Regions from separate parts of the Homo sapiens genome. Here all the other regions are linked to region 3. A link is an interaction called in ENCODE POLR2A ChIA-PET data of the cell type or tissue named here. Cell type or tissue: HepG2. All regions are shown on one strand. Region 1 overlaps CSAD (cysteine sulfinic acid decarboxylase). Region 2 holds the start of TNS2 (tensin 2). Region 3 holds the start of SOAT2 (sterol O-acyltransferase 2).

What was found. Peaks named below come from ENCODE experiments on the same cell type or tissue, not always from the same donor. Only the 100,000 strongest peaks of a DNase experiment are listed, where the experiment ranks them.
Region 1: POLR2A ChIA-PET joins it to region 3 with 26 read pairs; 7 of 35 experiments call an interaction of 5 or more read pairs at or near these places.
Region 2: POLR2A ChIA-PET joins it to region 3 with 65 read pairs; 16 of 35 experiments call an interaction of 5 or more read pairs at or near these places.

The regions. Positions count from the first base shown.
Region 1 is chr12:53,157,546-53,162,545 of GRCh38, reverse strand. CSAD (cysteine sulfinic acid decarboxylase) reads left to right here. Exons shown (of 17, transcript NM_001244705.2): 11 at 1,157-1,273; 12 at 1,355-1,419; 13 at 1,702-1,783; 14 at 2,227-2,426; 15 at 2,608-2,659; 16 at 2,834-2,923; 17 at 3,862-4,883. The coding sequence ends at 4,035. Among named protein-coding and RNA genes, the nearest start is that of ZNF740, 21 kb to the left of the region's middle. RefSeq lists enhancers at 2,492-3,119, 3,493-3,993. In HepG2, CTCF peaks have their summits at 2,984 (motif pointing left) and 3,293 (motif pointing left); DNase peaks (open chromatin) are centred at 975 and 2,975.
Region 2 is chr12:53,048,068-53,053,067 of GRCh38, reverse strand. It overlaps TNS2 (tensin 2), which reads right to left and starts at 3,003. Exons shown (of 29, transcript NM_170754.4): 1 at 2,808-3,003; 2 at 1,105-1,213; 3 at 576-613. The coding sequence starts at 2,882. The region is part of intron 2 of TNS2-AS1 (TNS2 antisense RNA 1); the gene reads left to right. RefSeq lists enhancers at 3,999-4,842, 4,843-5,000. In HepG2, a CTCF peak has its summit at 4,406 (motif pointing right); DNase peaks (open chromatin) are centred at 1,437, 1,637, 3,087, 4,427 and 2 weaker places; H3K4me3 peaks cover 4,054 bases.
Region 3 is chr12:53,101,049-53,106,048 of GRCh38, reverse strand. It overlaps IGFBP6 (insulin like growth factor binding protein 6), which reads right to left. Exons shown (of 4, transcript NM_002178.3): 3 at 4,889-5,000; 4 at 3,709-4,004. The coding sequence ends at 3,882. It overlaps SOAT2 (sterol O-acyltransferase 2), which reads right to left and starts at 2,563. Exons shown (of 15, transcript NM_003578.4): 1 at 2,390-2,563; 2 at 1,843-1,898; 3 at 806-942; 4 at 429-488; 5 at 35-142. The coding sequence starts at 2,471. RefSeq lists an enhancer at 2,453-2,981. In HepG2, no CTCF peak of the experiment used is centred here; DNase peaks (open chromatin) are centred at 1,898, 2,588, 2,968 and 3,448; H3K4me3 peaks cover 3,001 bases.

The DNA.
Region 1 (5,000 bases), 56 kb before region 3:
CCCAGACTGGAGTGCAGTGGCACAATCTTGGCTCACTGCAACCTCTGCTGCCCAGGTTCAAGTGATTCTCCTGCCTCAGCCTCCTGAGTAGCTGGGATTACAGGCGCCTGCCACTGTGCCTGGCTAATTTTTGTAGTTTTAGGAGAGACAGGGTTTCACCATCTTGGCCAGGCTGGTCTTGAACTCCTGATCTCGTGATCCACCCGCGTCGGCCTCCCAAAGTGCTGGGATTACAGGTGTGAGCCACCGTACCCAGCCTATTTATTTATTTTTGAGACAGAATCTTGCTCTTTTGCCCAGGCTGGAGTACAATGGTGTGATCTTGGCTCAGTGCAACCTCTGCCTCCCGGGTTCAAGCGATTCTCATGCCTCTGCCTCGGCTTCCGCCTCCCAAGTAGCTGGGATTACAGGCGTGCACCACCACACCCAGATAATTTCTGTATTTTTTAATAGAGACGGGGTTTTGCCATGTTGGCCAGGCTGGTCTTGAACTCCTGGCCTCAAGTGATCCACCTGCCTTGGCTTCTCAAAGTGCTGGGATTACAGGTGTGAGCCACCGTGCCTGGCCTATTTGTTTATATTTTTTGAGGCAGGCTTTCATTCTGTTGCCCAGGCTGGAGTGCAGTGGCAAAATCATAGCTCATTGTAACCTCAAACTCCTGGGCTCAAGCAATCCTCCCATCTCAGCCTCCTGAGTAGCTGGGACTACAGGCATGCCCACTACACTTGGCTAATTAAACAAAAAAATTTTTTTAGAGATGGGGTCTTGCTATTTTGCCCAGGCTGGTCTTGAACTCCTGGCCTCAGGCAATCCTGCCTTGGCCTCCTGAAGTGCCGAGATTATAGGTGTGAGCCACTATGCCTGACTCAATTTTTTTTCAATAGCATTGGATCTTCCAGTAAAACATTCAAGTTCTTTGAGAGTATGAGCTTTGGAAATGAAAACCTAGGTTCGAAGTCCATCTCTGCAGCTTCTGCTTGGATCTTTGAATCTCAGTGTCCCTGGCTGCACATTAAAAAGGACAGTAACACATTGTTGTGAGGTTGAAATGGGCCATTTTAGGCATGCAAAGAGCTTAGAGCTGGGCCCAGCATCAGGCTCTGAGTAGCTTTTGAGATGACTTTACATCTTTCTCCCTCTACATTTTGGCAACAGGGTGCTGTGCCGTTCCTGGTCAGTGCCACCTCTGGCACCACTGTGCTAGGGGCCTTTGACCCCCTGGAGGCAATTGCTGATGTGTGCCAGCGTCATGGGCTATGGCTGCATGTGGATGTGAGTGGGACTTCGGCTTGGGGGTGCGGTGGGGTGGGCTGAGCCAAGGCCAAGGCCCACGTTGTTCCTCCTGCTCCACAGGCTGCCTGGGGTGGGAGCGTCCTGCTGTCACAGACACACAGGCATCTCCTGGATGGGATCCAGAGGTGCATACAGTCCCCTTCTTCCCAAATCCCGCCCTTCAAACCATTGGTCCAGAGAATCATCATGGACTAGGGAGTTTAACATGGCTGGGGTAGGAGGCTGAGGGGAGGGGGACTGGAGAGAGGATTGATTGGAGCTGGGAGGTCAGACATGGCAGTTCTTCCTGATGCTGGGGTGAGGGTGAGACCAAAGCCCCTTTGCTGGGGACCTGGAAAAGGAGGAAGGGCTCTGGTTGGGCAGCTGGAGGAGGAGCCACTGACCTGCCTTTGCTCCACCCCATCCAGGGCTGACTCTGTGGCCTGGAATCCCCACAAGCTCCTCGCAGCAGGCCTGCAATGCTCTGCACTTCTTCTCCAGGATACCTCGGTGGGTCTGCCCCTGCCCCTGCACCAGCCCCACCTCTCTCTGGAGCTCTGCCTTCTCTATCCCACCTTAGATAAAGTTCAGGCCTTTCTCTATTCTCTTTACCATCCCTTCTGAAGCTGCATCTCAGCTACCACCCTAACCTGTATTAGGCTCCTTCACTCCCCCAGTGGCCTCTCTTAAAAGAAAAGTTTCCAGCTTGAAGTTGGAGTCAGAGGTATCCTGGAGTTTCTAGCTTGAGGTTGCCATCAGAGTTTGGGAAGAACCCTGGGTATTGGGAGGAAACCCAAAGAAAGGTGTTGGAGCCAGCAGGCAGCCGTCCCAGCAGTGCCATCTGGCTCCAGGGAAAGAAGAGGGTATCCTGAGCTAAGACCCCCACAGTGCAGCCCTGGAGGAAAGCCTCGGTGGAGAGGGTAGGGTCTGACAATCTCCTCACCCCCACACAGAACCTGCTCAAGCGCTGCCATGGGTCCCAGGCCAGCTACCTTTTCCAGCAGGACAAGTTCTACGATGTGGCTCTGGACACGGGAGACAAGGTGGTGCAGTGTGGCCGCCGTGTGGACTGTCTGAAGCTGTGGCTCATGTGGAAGGCACAGGGCGATCAAGGGCTGGAGCGGCGCATCGACCAGGCCTTTGTCCTTGCCCGGTAGGCGGGAGGAGGTGGGGGGTCGTCCCTGTTCCCCTCTCCTGGGTCCATGCCCCTCCCTCTTTCCTGCTCCCGGGATTACTTTTCTCTCGGTCTCTCTGTGGCTCATTCTACGTGGGCCTCTTCTGTCTGGATCTCTGCTTTTCCTCCCCGCCTATGGTTTCTCACTCTCTGTTCACAGGTACCTGGTGGAGGAAATGAAGAAGCGGGAAGGGTTTGAGCTAGTCATGGAGGTAGGACCCCTTTCTATTTTGTGGCCCCTGCCCCAGCCTAGCTCTTTTGCAGCCCCCAAGCCCCAACTAAAGCCCTAGTGGAGGGAAAAGGGCAGGGAGAGGGGAAAGGGGCAGGGAGAGGGAAAACGGTCCCCCTTTCTCAGCTCACACCTTCCTCTTTCTCATTCCTCTCAGCCTGAGTTTGTCAATGTGTGTTTCTGGTTCGTACCCCCCAGCCTGCGAGGGAAGCAGGAGAGTCCAGATTACCACGAAAGGCTGTCAAAGGTAGGCGTGCTGTGCTGCTCTCTTTACCCGTTAGGGAGCTGATGCAACTGATGCGCTTCTGCCCCCTGTTGGCTGGGAGTGGCATGGCAGGTCTCCTTGCTGGTCTCTTGCTCTGAGGCGTGGATGCTCTCTTTTCGGTAGGGGTGGGGATGGGGAGGAAGGTATGTTTCTGGGAAGTAAGAAGCAGCGACGTGTGTTACAGGAGAAGTCAGAGAAGTCACCAGTGTGTAGTACACAGAGCCTTGTGCTGGCAATTGGGCTGGGAACTCAGGCCCAGGACAGATATGAGGCAGAATGATCATGGAAAAGCCTTATTACCCGTGCTAGGGACACAGCAACCCGAGAAAGCCAGTCTAGAAGTGCCATCTGGAGGCGAGGAGCTGTGTTATATCCTGGTCCCTAAAGATAGAGTGGTACTAGGTGCTGCAGATGATCTGAAAGGACAAATGTTCTTGCCCTTATGGAGTTGTTATTATAAGGCAAGAGTTACCTACTTGGAAGCAATGTGTTCAAGGCAGTGTTGTAAATTACTTGCTAGATCACAGGGCACAGATTAATATTATCAAAAATATTACAGGAATTAAGAGAGGGGAGAAGAAGGTGTTGACTAAGGCTTAGATGACCAAGGCTTGAAGTTAGACTAAAGCAGTGTTAGGAATCAAGAGAAAGTCAAGATTTGGCAGAAAATGTCCCACAGGACAGATTTCTTGGAGACAGGAGAAATGGGGAGAAAAGCAGAAGATAGCGAAGGCCAAGCAGGTTAGATATGACAGAAAGGTAAACTGAGGCCAAGGTCAAGGTCTGAGCAAGGTGTGCTACCCCCAGAAGGTGGCTGGGTGGGAAGGAAAAGCACCTCTGGAAGCCTGGCAGGACAAGAAGCCAGCCTACCTGTCAGCCGACCCAGGCTGCAGCTGGAATCTCTCTCCACCCTTCCACAGGTGGCCCCCGTGCTCAAGGAGCGCATGGTGAAGGAGGGCTCCATGATGATTGGCTACCAGCCCCACGGGACCCGGGGCAACTTCTTCCGTGTGGTTGTGGCCAACTCTGCACTGACCTGTGCTGATATGGACTTCCTCCTCAACGAGCTGGAGCGGCTAGGCCAGGACCTGTGAGCCTTCTCTGTCTTGCTGCCGGCCTTGATACCACCCCTCACCCGCAGAGTCACTGCATTCCCTCCCAGCCTTTGAGGCCGGGTGCAGTGGCTCACGCCTGTAATCCCAGCACTTTGGGAGGCCGAGGCGGGTGGATCACTTGAGGTCAGGAGTTCGAGACCAGCCTGGCCAATAAGGTGAAACCCTGTCTCTACTAAAAATACAAAAATTAGCCGAGCATGGTGGCCTGTGCCTGTAAACCCAGCTACTCAGGAGGTTGGGGCAGAATTGCTTGAACCCAGGGGGCAGAGGTTGCAGTGAGCCGAGATTGCACCCCTGCACTCCAGGCTGGGCAACAGTACGAGACTCTGTTCCAAAAAAAATAAAAAAGAACAGCCTTTTTAGGCCACAGTGACCTGCGCAATGTTTATATGCTTTGACCTACTAACTTTCTCCTAACTAAATATTTGATTTTAGGAGAGTGTTTAAATAAATTACAGTATGTCTATATGATGAAATGTTATTTTGCCATTAAAATTTTGTTTACAAAGATAATTTTTATTGACATAAAAATAACTTTAATGTAATTTATGTTGAAAAAGCTGAATACAAGTCTTTATATAGAGTAATATTTGAGCTGTGTTCAAAAATACATAGGAAAAGACTGATAAAATGAAATATGGCAAAATGTTAATAGTTTTCCCTGGAATAGGATAATAGGCAATTTTAAAACAGACTCCTTTAAAAAAACAAACAAACAAAAAAAACATAGACTTCTTTATATCTTTTGAGCTCCCTCCCTTTTATTATGTAATGAATATGTGTTGCTTTTGTAATAGGAAAATAATAAAGTTAAAATTTCAACTGCATTCTTTTGGTATGTTTTTAAAATTTATTAACATTCAACCGGCCGAGCACAGTGGCTCACGCCTGTAATCCCAGCACTTTGGGAGGCCGAGGCGGGTGGATCACCTGAGGTCAGGAGT
Region 2 (5,000 bases), 53 kb after region 3:
GCTCCCCCAAGCCAGCTCCAGGGCCCTGGGATCCTCCTCCCCCTGTCCTGAAGGAAGAGGACCAGGGGACCTCTTCAGAGACAGGGCTGTCTCAGGTCCCCAGTGGACAGTGGGTGCTATCCACAGCTTATACCTGGAAAGGCCCAGTTTTTCCAGGGCCCAGGACAAGACCCGCCCAGGCATTTTGAGGACCCTTCCCCAGAGGGAAGGCACAGCCCATCCGGCTGCCCAGTCTCTGAAATCCTGCTCCCCCACTCCCCACCCACCCCACCCTTCCTCCTCCTCATTCTCCTCCTCTTCCCCACCCCCATCCTCTCGCCAGCTGCAGTCTGGGCACAGCACCAAGACAAACGCTGTCTTGCTGTCCACCCGCCTGGGCTGGCCAGCCCTCCAGAAGGCGGAGTAGGGTGGTTCTTAAAGGGCCCAGTACAGCACCCCTCCCACCCAGGAGGGGTTCCCCAGTGGTGAGAGGGGTGGAGGTGGAGGGTTGATGCCAGTGTGGTTGCAGAAGCCTGTTTGGGAGGAGGAAGGGACTCCAGACCCTCTCCCCCTATCAGGTAGAATCAGATACCCACCTTTGCTTCACATTTTCTGTGCGTCGCCACCTTGCAGACTAGGGAAGGTAAGGGGAGGAGAGGGGTTAGCAGGGGCCTGTGGGACAGTGGAAGGAATGGCCTTCCCTCATCTCCCAGACCCTGGAACCAGACCCTGGGACTTCCAAGATCCCACCTGGACTGGGCTGGCTGGGGCAGAGGAGCAGGGCTAGGTTTTGAGGGAAGAGTGTGGCAGTGGGGTACTACTGCCCAGGCCAGGGGTAACGTTCCAGGGTGGGTGGAGGTGAGGAGGAAGAGAGGGAAGGAAGACTACCGTCACAAGTCAGGATGGGAAGGTGATGGAGAGTACTGGCTCTCCTGGGTTATGGGAGGTGTCTGTCATGGGGAGCCAGGGCCATCTGAAGGGGGAGGCAGCTGCTTCTTAGCTGCCATTGTGCCTAATCCAGGAGCAGCATATTACATTTGAGATTGTGTGAGCTGGCCTGCTGGAGTTGTGCAACACAGTGGTACTGGGTGGAGGGTCTCAGAGTCACAGGACAGAGAGCCTCACCTCTGCACGAAACGCCTGTCCCATCGATGGTCACCTTACATACTGCACAGACTGGAGGTTTCTTCCGGAAAACCTTCTCCCGGAAGCTATGAGGCTCAGCTTTCCTAGGCTGAAGGTGGAGGGACAAACAGAGGTGTGAGTTCCCAGTGGGCCCATCTCCATCTCCGGGACTGGGCAGGAGCCTTGCCTTAGCACTGCACTGGTTTTCTCCGTCCAGATCAAGCCCTCAAACTTGTAGGACGCACTTGGCCACAGCTGCTTCAGGGCGGTCATGGGGCCTGTCCTCAACTGTGCATGGAATCTGACCCCTTGCGTCACCTTTGCTGGGTCAGCTCCTCCCCAGGGGATCACTTGGGCCCCTCACATGGCCCTGGTGTGTGATGCCCTTGTGGAAAAGCCTCCATGCTCAGGCTTTCCCCCTGGTGTGGTAAGGGTACTCCCTGACTCTTCCCATCTTGTCCTCCCCGCATGGAGACCTGTGTGCAGAGTGAGCAGGGAGGTTCCAAACATATGTGTTGTATGTCAGTCCTGCAGCACCAGACTGAGCCGGCAGGAGTGGCCTCAGCCAGTCCTGCTCCTTTAGCTCCTGCTGTCCCCACGCTCCAGGCAGCTGACATGCCCTCCTCCCCCACGGTCAGAACAACATGTTTACTCATTGTGCACTGAGGCAGCAGACAGCAATTGTGTAATGGGGGTGGTCATGCTGGAGGGAAACAGATAGAAGCCTGTCACTGGGGAGAGATGTTTAGCTGGCTTTGGATGCTGTGAGTTCTCCCCCGACCCCCTGCACCCTGGCACTTGGGATTCACGCATTGAATGAGAAAGGAGTGGACCAGATTCCCTGTTCAGCCCCTCCTGACCCAGAGATGCAGTGAGGCAGGAGCCTGGGATGCCCCCTTATGGCCCAGGCCTATCTCAGTCCCTTCCCCTCCCACTGTGGGTTCTCTCCTCCCATCCTCTGTCTGGGGACAGCTTGTCTCCTTGCCATCTCTCTGTTTTACCCATATTCCCCCTCCTCTGGAGTTCAGACTCCTGCTGTCCTCCTCCCGGGGACCCATCACAGTAGTATCTCAGGTTGTCCTGAGCTGCTGCTTTTGGGGCAAGGCTGGGAAGTTGGGAAAGGGAGTGATGGGGATGTGGGCAGCACCTCTGGTTTCTTGACTGTCCCTGCAACTCTTCTGGGCTGGATCAACTTTGTGGGACCCACTAAGACACTTGGGAGCATGTTGGCATTAGCAGCAGATATGGATGTTGTCAGTGGAAAGCAAACCTCCAGTTCCAAAGCACTCCTGACTCCCTCTCCTCTCTCTTTTTCCACCCTGCCACCCCATTTCCCTCAAACTTCCCTGGGCCAGGGAAGGGGCCTGATGATCTCTGAGCCTGCTGGAGGATACCTGGATAGCGCATGGCAAAGTCCTGCAGTGAGGCACCTGGGGCTTATGTTGGGGGGCCAGGACCTCCTGGGGTTGGCCCAGGCTAGAGCAGGGAAGGTGAGAGGAGCCAAAACAGACAGCAGGACCTACTCTAACCCAAACATCCCCTCACACTACAGCCCTGGCCACTCCGGAGGGGATGCTGGGCCAGGGAAGAAGGCTGAGGAAGCTGAAATTGGGAAGAAGGCCTGGCCTGATTCCTGGTCCCCTCCCCCACTGCCCGCACCTCCACCCCTGCCCCTCTTTTGCCCAGCTGGTGGGCACTCCTACCCTGCTTGCGGCCCGGCTGCTGTCCCTCCTCCCCAGGGCTCTGAGCAGCCTCTCCACAGGGCCGCTGGACTTCATGGTGTTCGGCTGGCTGGGGTGCTGGCCCCAGGGCCTGAACAATGCTGGGGCCTGGCCCGGGGCTTCCTGGAAGCGGCCTGGCGGAGGCAGCCGCTTCCCCTGGGCGGAGGGTAGGCTGTCTGGCTGGTGTGAGGAGAAGCCCGGCCCTGGAAGTGGAGGGAAGTGCAGGCGGGAAGGGGGCAGGTCGCTGCTCCAGGAAGTGGAGGGGGGAGGATGTGGGGGAGGCCAGGAGATCAGATTCCCAGGATCTACCCTGCTGGGAGTGTCAGCCTGTGATCTTTTGCTCCCCCTACTCCCCCAACTCTGGAGTTGTCCCACACCTGGGACACCACACTCTCCAGGGATCTGCAGGGATCCATGGTCTTGAGATTCTGCCCCCACCCCCGGTGGGGCCGGGTGAGAATTCTGGTCTCGGGGCAGGGCTAAAGGGCAAGTGGGGAACAGTGTGTCCCAGCCAGGCTCCAGCCTGAACTCTCAAGCTCTCGAGGGACTTCCGCTGGGGAGGGAGTGGAGCTGGGAACTACTACCAGCAGGCAGGCCCAGGATCCCGAGTGTGTCCTGAGAGTCAGGTAAAAATGGGACTGGGGGCCCCCTTCCTGTCTCAGTTTCACTCGTTATGAAGTAGGAAAAGGAAAGCATGCACCGCCCACCTTTACCCTCAATACACCTTGCAAGGCCAAGTTCCAGCCACAAGACTGCTTTGCTCAGGTTTGGGGAGTAATCCATTCTCCTGCCACAGCCTAAGGCATATGAGGCCCTTCTCCTGAAAGCCCCCAGGTTTCTGCTCCTGACACAGTGCCCCCCACTCACCCATTCCCTGGCTTTGTTTCAGACATGATCTCACAGATCCCTAGCCCTCTTTCCAGCCCTGCAACTTGGGCTCTCTACCCAAGGGCTGCACCCTCCCCCCGCGGCAACCCCGAAGCCTGAGTACTACCTTCATGGCTCTCCTGGGTCTGCTCTCCTTCCTCAGCAGCTGTCCCAGGGCCTGAGGACTGGACAGGAGGTCCCCCCTCCCAACACATACTCCACCCCCATCCATGGGCCTCCGGCCTCCCTCCTGGGAACATGGCCAACTTCCCGTCCTGGGAGTCAAGGGAGGGAGGTGGATGGGGCCTTGAAAAAGGGGGAGTAATCTTCCTAAAAGCTAAGGGGTTAATGGCCTGGGAGTCTTCAGCCCCAAGCTGTGGACAGCAGCCCCTGGGACAGGCTATAGCTGTCACTTGAAAGAATGTGCAAATGTGCCCCTCTCATTTGCATGGTATTTATTGAATGTCCCAGTACTCAGGCAACTCCCCCAGCCCTGGCTTCTCCCACGGAGTCCCTTCTACTTGCTTCCTGCTCCTTCATATCCACCAGGATGGGTTCCCTGGGATGAAGAATCCTGCATTCTCTGGGGTGAGGCCTGCTGTGGGTGCCCACTTGAGACCCTTGCGAGGACCTGACTGGATTGGGCCTAGCCTGACACCTCTCCCTGGAAGCTCCAATTTTCCAGGCCAAGAAATGTGTCCCCAGGATATCCTGGCCAGAAGGTGGCATCTGTGTGGCAGGCCTGGGCTCCCTGCCTGTAACTGGAGAGGAGCACGGGCTCTGTGACCCACCCCCATCCTGCCAGCCTGGCTGTGTCCCAGCACATTCCAGGCCCCCGGCCAGTGTGGGCAACCGGGCCTGGCCTTGTCGAGCCCCCAGCCCTGCTTGGGGGAGATGGGGCAGTGTGACAAGGTGGGCAGTGGGGGTGGCTTTTTTCTGTCCAGTCCCAGCTTCTGCTCCTATGGCACATGGCCCTGACCAGGACTCCTCTACATGCTTCACTCTCCTGCTGCCTCCATAGGGGCTGAAAGTCCCCTCACCTGGAACAGGTCCCCAGACATCCTCTCACCTTCACTGGTCTCACACTCCCCACCCAGACCCAGCAAGGAGGTGCCCAAGCAGTGAGCTCGGTGAGGGGTGGGGTGGTCAGGATCCACTGTGGCTGTGAGTCCCTCCCATCCTGTGGCACTCGCACCTCGGAAGGGAAGCAGGGATGGGATCCCTATGAGCCAGTCCCGAGGGGAAAAGTAGCTCACTTGAGGAGGGCTGGGAAGGCATCACTAGACCCTCTTGGACCCTCACCCTCCT
Region 3 (5,000 bases):
AGGTGTGCCTGTCCCAGGTGGGAAGGGGACCTACCTGCCCTCATCAATGAAGTCGATGGCCAGGGTGCTGATGATGAAGACACACAGGCCAGCGATGAACATGTGGTAGATGGTGCGGAAATGCTGCACCTCCATCAGCTCACTAGAGGGACAGGGGCCCGAAAGTCAGTGTGGGAGGGTCCTCAGGGTTGTGTGAACTAGCTCAGACACTGTACACATGAGGCATGGGGCCTAGCGATCCAGAACTTCCAGCTAAAGGCCTTTCTTCCACAACCATGCCTAGGGCAAATAGGGGACCTGCACCTTAGAAACCCTTTCCAAGTCCTCTCCACAAACCACCTAGAGGCTGGGGATGAGAAATGAGGTACCTTGACCCCTAGCCAAAGCCCTTTCTTTTCCTCCCATTACTTGTCATCACCCCGACTTACTCAAGCAGGGACTTGCGGATGATGAAAACTTTCTGTTTCCCCAGGGATGGCTCCTGGGTCCTGAATTGAGATGTTTGTTCAGGGTCAGGAAAAAGTAAATGGGCAGAGGGCAGGGCCATGCAGAAGGTCAATACTTGGGAGCCAAGGGGAGTGGTAGGGAAAGGTCAGGGCTAGGGCCAGAGGGCAGGACCGGGTAGAAGGTCAGGGCCAGGGCAGAGCGAGGCCCAGTAGATGGAGGTCAGTGTTAGGAAGACAAGGGGGGAAGAGGGAAGGCTGGAGTCACGGTCCTGATAAAGCTGGCAAGGGCACATAACGTGATGTTTCTAGCTCATGATCCTTGCTACAGAGGAGCCCGCGCAGCCATTCCCCAGACTCACCTGCTCAAGGAACCTGGGGGAGGTGGGGGCAGAGGTTTGTCTTGTGATGGGTAGGATTGTATAGCCTCCCGCATGGCCCGATCCAGCAGCTCCCTCAGTTGTCCCTGCGCTTGCTCCAGCAATTGTGCCTTCACAGCCTACGGGACAAAGCCAGGGTAGAGCCCACTGTCCCTCCAGTCAGCCATCCTTTCATTCACCAGACATTCACTGAATTTCTGTCTATGCCAGGCACAGTGCTTTTTTTAAAAAAAAAAACAACCTGGGGGGTCAGCAGGGATGGGGGTTCAGTGGTGGCAGGCCTGCGGGGGGAAGGGCAGGCATTGGTGGGGTGGTGATGGGTCTGCTGGTGGGGTAGGACCCCGCAGTGCTAAGTGCTGTGGTAAAAAGATGAACAAGCCATGATCCCTGCCCAGAGTTGATCTCCTTCTGGCTTCCTGGGGCAGCAGCGAGGATCAGGGAGTGACAGCAGGAGCAAGGCTTCCCCTCCCTGGGTCTGAATTCCAGCCTGGTCACCTCCGATTGTCACTCCTCACCCCTGGCCTCCAGCCGCACTAGCAGGAAGACTCTATCTACTGGCTGACTTTTGGTGACCTTTGGGACCTGTGCTTCAAACCCCTCCATCTCCATCCTTAATTCGAATCCGATCTTTGCACTCAGGAACAAGTCATCAGGCTGGGCACCGTGGCTCACACCTGTAATCCCAGCACTTTGGGAGGCCGAGGCGGGTAGATCACTTGAGGTCAGGAGTTCAAGACCAGCCTGGCCAATATGGTGAAACCCCGTCTCTACTAAAAATATAAAAAAAAAATTAGCCACACCTGGTGGCACTCATCTGTAGTTCAGCTACTCGCTTGAACCTGGGAGGCAGAGGTTGCAGTGAGCCGAGATTGTGCCAATGCACTCCAGCCTGAGCAACAGAGCGAGACTTTGTTTCAAAAAAAAAAAAAAAAAAAAGTCATCTTTATCACCAAGCCTCACTCCTGCTTCCTGCTACCAAGGATCTGTCCACTTGACCTCTGACCTCTGACATCCCTCACCTCCATGTGTCGGGTCCATTGTACCAAGTCCGGGGCTCTGTGCGTCTCAGTGTTTCCTGTGAGGAGGGATCAAAGGCACAGTCAACAGGAGGAATTGGGGTTCTGCAGACCCAGAGGCATCCTGTGGTCAGGAAATGCTTTGTGTGCTCAGCAGCTGCCCTCACCCCAACCAGCCAATATCTAGTATCATGGTTGGGGCTACTAGAAGGGGAAGTTGCTGTTGCCAGTGGTGAGGAGGCCATAGGCAAGCAGGGGGCCTGGTGACATTACTGGGAACAGGGCACTCAGGGAATGGGAAGCTACTCCATTCACTATCTGGGGCTAAACAGTCAGAAGGATAAGGCCAGGCCACAGCTCTGACATAGCTCTTTTCTGTTCCATCTTCCAGCTGGGTGGCTCTGGGCTGAGGCCAGGGTCTACCTTCCTTGGCCTCTCTGGACAGCAGGAAGGATTGGCATCAGGCAGTTGGAGCCTTCTCTCCATAGCGCATCTCTCCCCGCCTCCCCCCCACTTGCCTGTGCCTTCTGCACCCCCGAGGGCGGCTCACCATCTCCACAGGGTTGGCGCTCCCGCTCCCCTCCCAGCCCTTCTGTCCTCTGCAGACGCAGACGGGCCCCGCCTGGCTCCATGGTGCGGTCTCCAGCGGGCAGCAGGCAGCCCTTGCCCGTGTTGCCTCCTTCCTTCGCAGTGTGGCCTGCCCTGTAGAGCTCTTGTCCCACTCAGCTCAGGTGACAGCTCCAAAGACTAAAGTCCTTTCAGGAGGAGGGGGCCTCTGGGAGTGCGATAGGTTATCTGATCTGGAGGCAGAGCTTCTCAGATTCAGACCTCACTCTGCTGTCTGTCGCAGGGATCGCCACATCCCCCTAACACCCCAACCACCATCCAGATGCCCAGCTCCAAGGGTGCTATCCACCCCGCCACACACACACAGGAATAGTGGCTGGGTACATCTTGGGGAGGGGAACTTTGCCTCTCAGAAGCTTGTCACCTAGCATGGCTGGCCTTCCAGTCTCTCTCCCAGCAGGCTGAAGGTCAGGGAGGAGTCAGAAATGTCTTCATGTATCAGTGCGTTCAGCTCGCTTTCACCACAAGGTGTGTGATTGACACATGTGGTAATATTCTGATGGGGTTGGCACTGTGCTACTCACGGAACTGGGGCCCCTCCAGGAAAGGCTGAGTGTCAGGGCCCCTGAACTGACAGGGCCGCTTCCTGACACCTGCTTGGGTGAGCATGTAGGCAGAAAGGAGACTAAACAAACACGTATTCAGCACCTAGGGAATACCAGGTATTGTCACATATGGAAGAACCGGATGCAAACCTCCCTCTGTCATTTACCAGCTATATAATTTCAGGCAAGTGACCCCAAATTTTAAGCCAGTTTCCTCCTCTGAAAAATAGGGGTAAAAATCCCTATATCACAAGGTTATCGTAAGCTCAAAATGAGGTTGTCCAGGTAAAATCACATGGTTCAGGGCCATGGGATGAGCTCATATATTAGTAATAATTTCCTTCTTTTTTTAGTAGGAAGTAACAGAAGGGTATGTGCTTTGAGAGTTCCTCTTTGCTGGGTTCCTGCTGGGATTAACTATTAATCCTTCCCCTCCCTTTGTGTCCAAAGATCAGTGTTAGAAACAAGGTCACAACTTCAGATTAAGGCCATGATCTCAGTGTCTCCCCTTCCCACTCCCAACTCCTGGTGGGCAGCTCTGTGAGGCTTGATGGCTTGAAGCTTCTGCCTGGCTGTCACAGGAAGGACTAAAGGTATCCACAGGAAAGGAGAAATGCTGTGAGTGAGCTGTAGTGGGGTAAAGAGAGGGCCAGGGATTCCAGAATTGTGAGAGGCAGACACAGAGACACAAGCCAGCGACCCCAAGCACAGCTTTATTGACACCCCAGCCAACACCAACACTCTTTCCAACCAGCGGTGAGGGGCCCATGGGGCGGGGCCTGAAGGTGGATTGAGGGCCTCGGTTTTTTGTTGAGTGATGACAGCTCCATGTTCCTTCCAGTGGCCCTGCAGCCCCTCTATCCCCCAGCTTTAGCCGCTACTCCCAGTGGGGCAGGAGGAGCTTCCATTGCCATCTGGAGACCCTGGCAGGGACTTGCCCATCCGATCCACACACCAGCAGGGACCTCGGCGCTGCCCCTGGGAGGAGCGGCACTGGAGAGAGAGGCACACAGGTCAGGAGTGAGGCCAGAGGCTTCCAGCAGGAGAATGAGAGGGGACATCTGAGTCTGAGGATGTAAAAACACCTGAGCGTCTCCTCGGGGGTTCCCTCTCTTTTTTTTTTTTTTTTTTTTTTTTTTGAGATGGAGTCTCGCTCTGTCGCCCTGGCTGGAATGCATTGGCATGATCTCTGCTCACTGCAACCTCCACCTCCCAGGTTCAAGCAATTCTCTTGCCTCAGCCTCCTGAGTAGCTGGGATTACAGGTGCATGCCACCACATCTGGCTAATTTTTGTAATTTTTAAAACAGATGGGGTTTCACCAGGTTGTTCAGGCTGATCTTGAACTCCTGACCTCGTGATCCACCAGCCTTGGCCTCCCAAAGTGCTGGGATTACAGGCATGAGACACCGCACCCGGCCCAGTGTTCCCTCTCTTTAGTTCCCCCTCTTCAACCAATAAATTGTGTGCATTCTGCTAGCCTGGAACAGTAGTTTTCAAAGTGACGTTCCCAAATCCGGATCACGAGGGAACATGTTAGAAATGCATATTGTCAGGCCCCACCCCACACCTCCTGAATCAGGAAGGCTGCCGGTGGGGCTCAGCTATCTGTGTGGCATAAGCCCTCCGGAGGATTCTGATGCCTCAAGTTCAAGAGCCACTGAGTTAGGGCATTCCTTAAGTGGGTTTTCTCTCACAGTGTGTGGTTGATTATTCTCTAAGTTTGTTTAATAAATTATATTCTCTATGTTCTCCTAAAGTTGGAAGATCCTTAAAGATGGGGCAGTGTCTTATTTATGCAGCTTTGTAAGCAGCACCGCCCCCACTCCCTGGCAGGAGCCTTCTGCTGGAGCAGGAGGAGAAGAAAAATAGTCTCACCTGCCGCTTCCGGTAGAAGCCTCGATGGTCACAATTGGGCACGTAGAGTGTTTGAGCCCCTCGGTAGACCTCAGTCTGGAGTTGCTGCAGCACTGAGTCCAGATGTCTACGG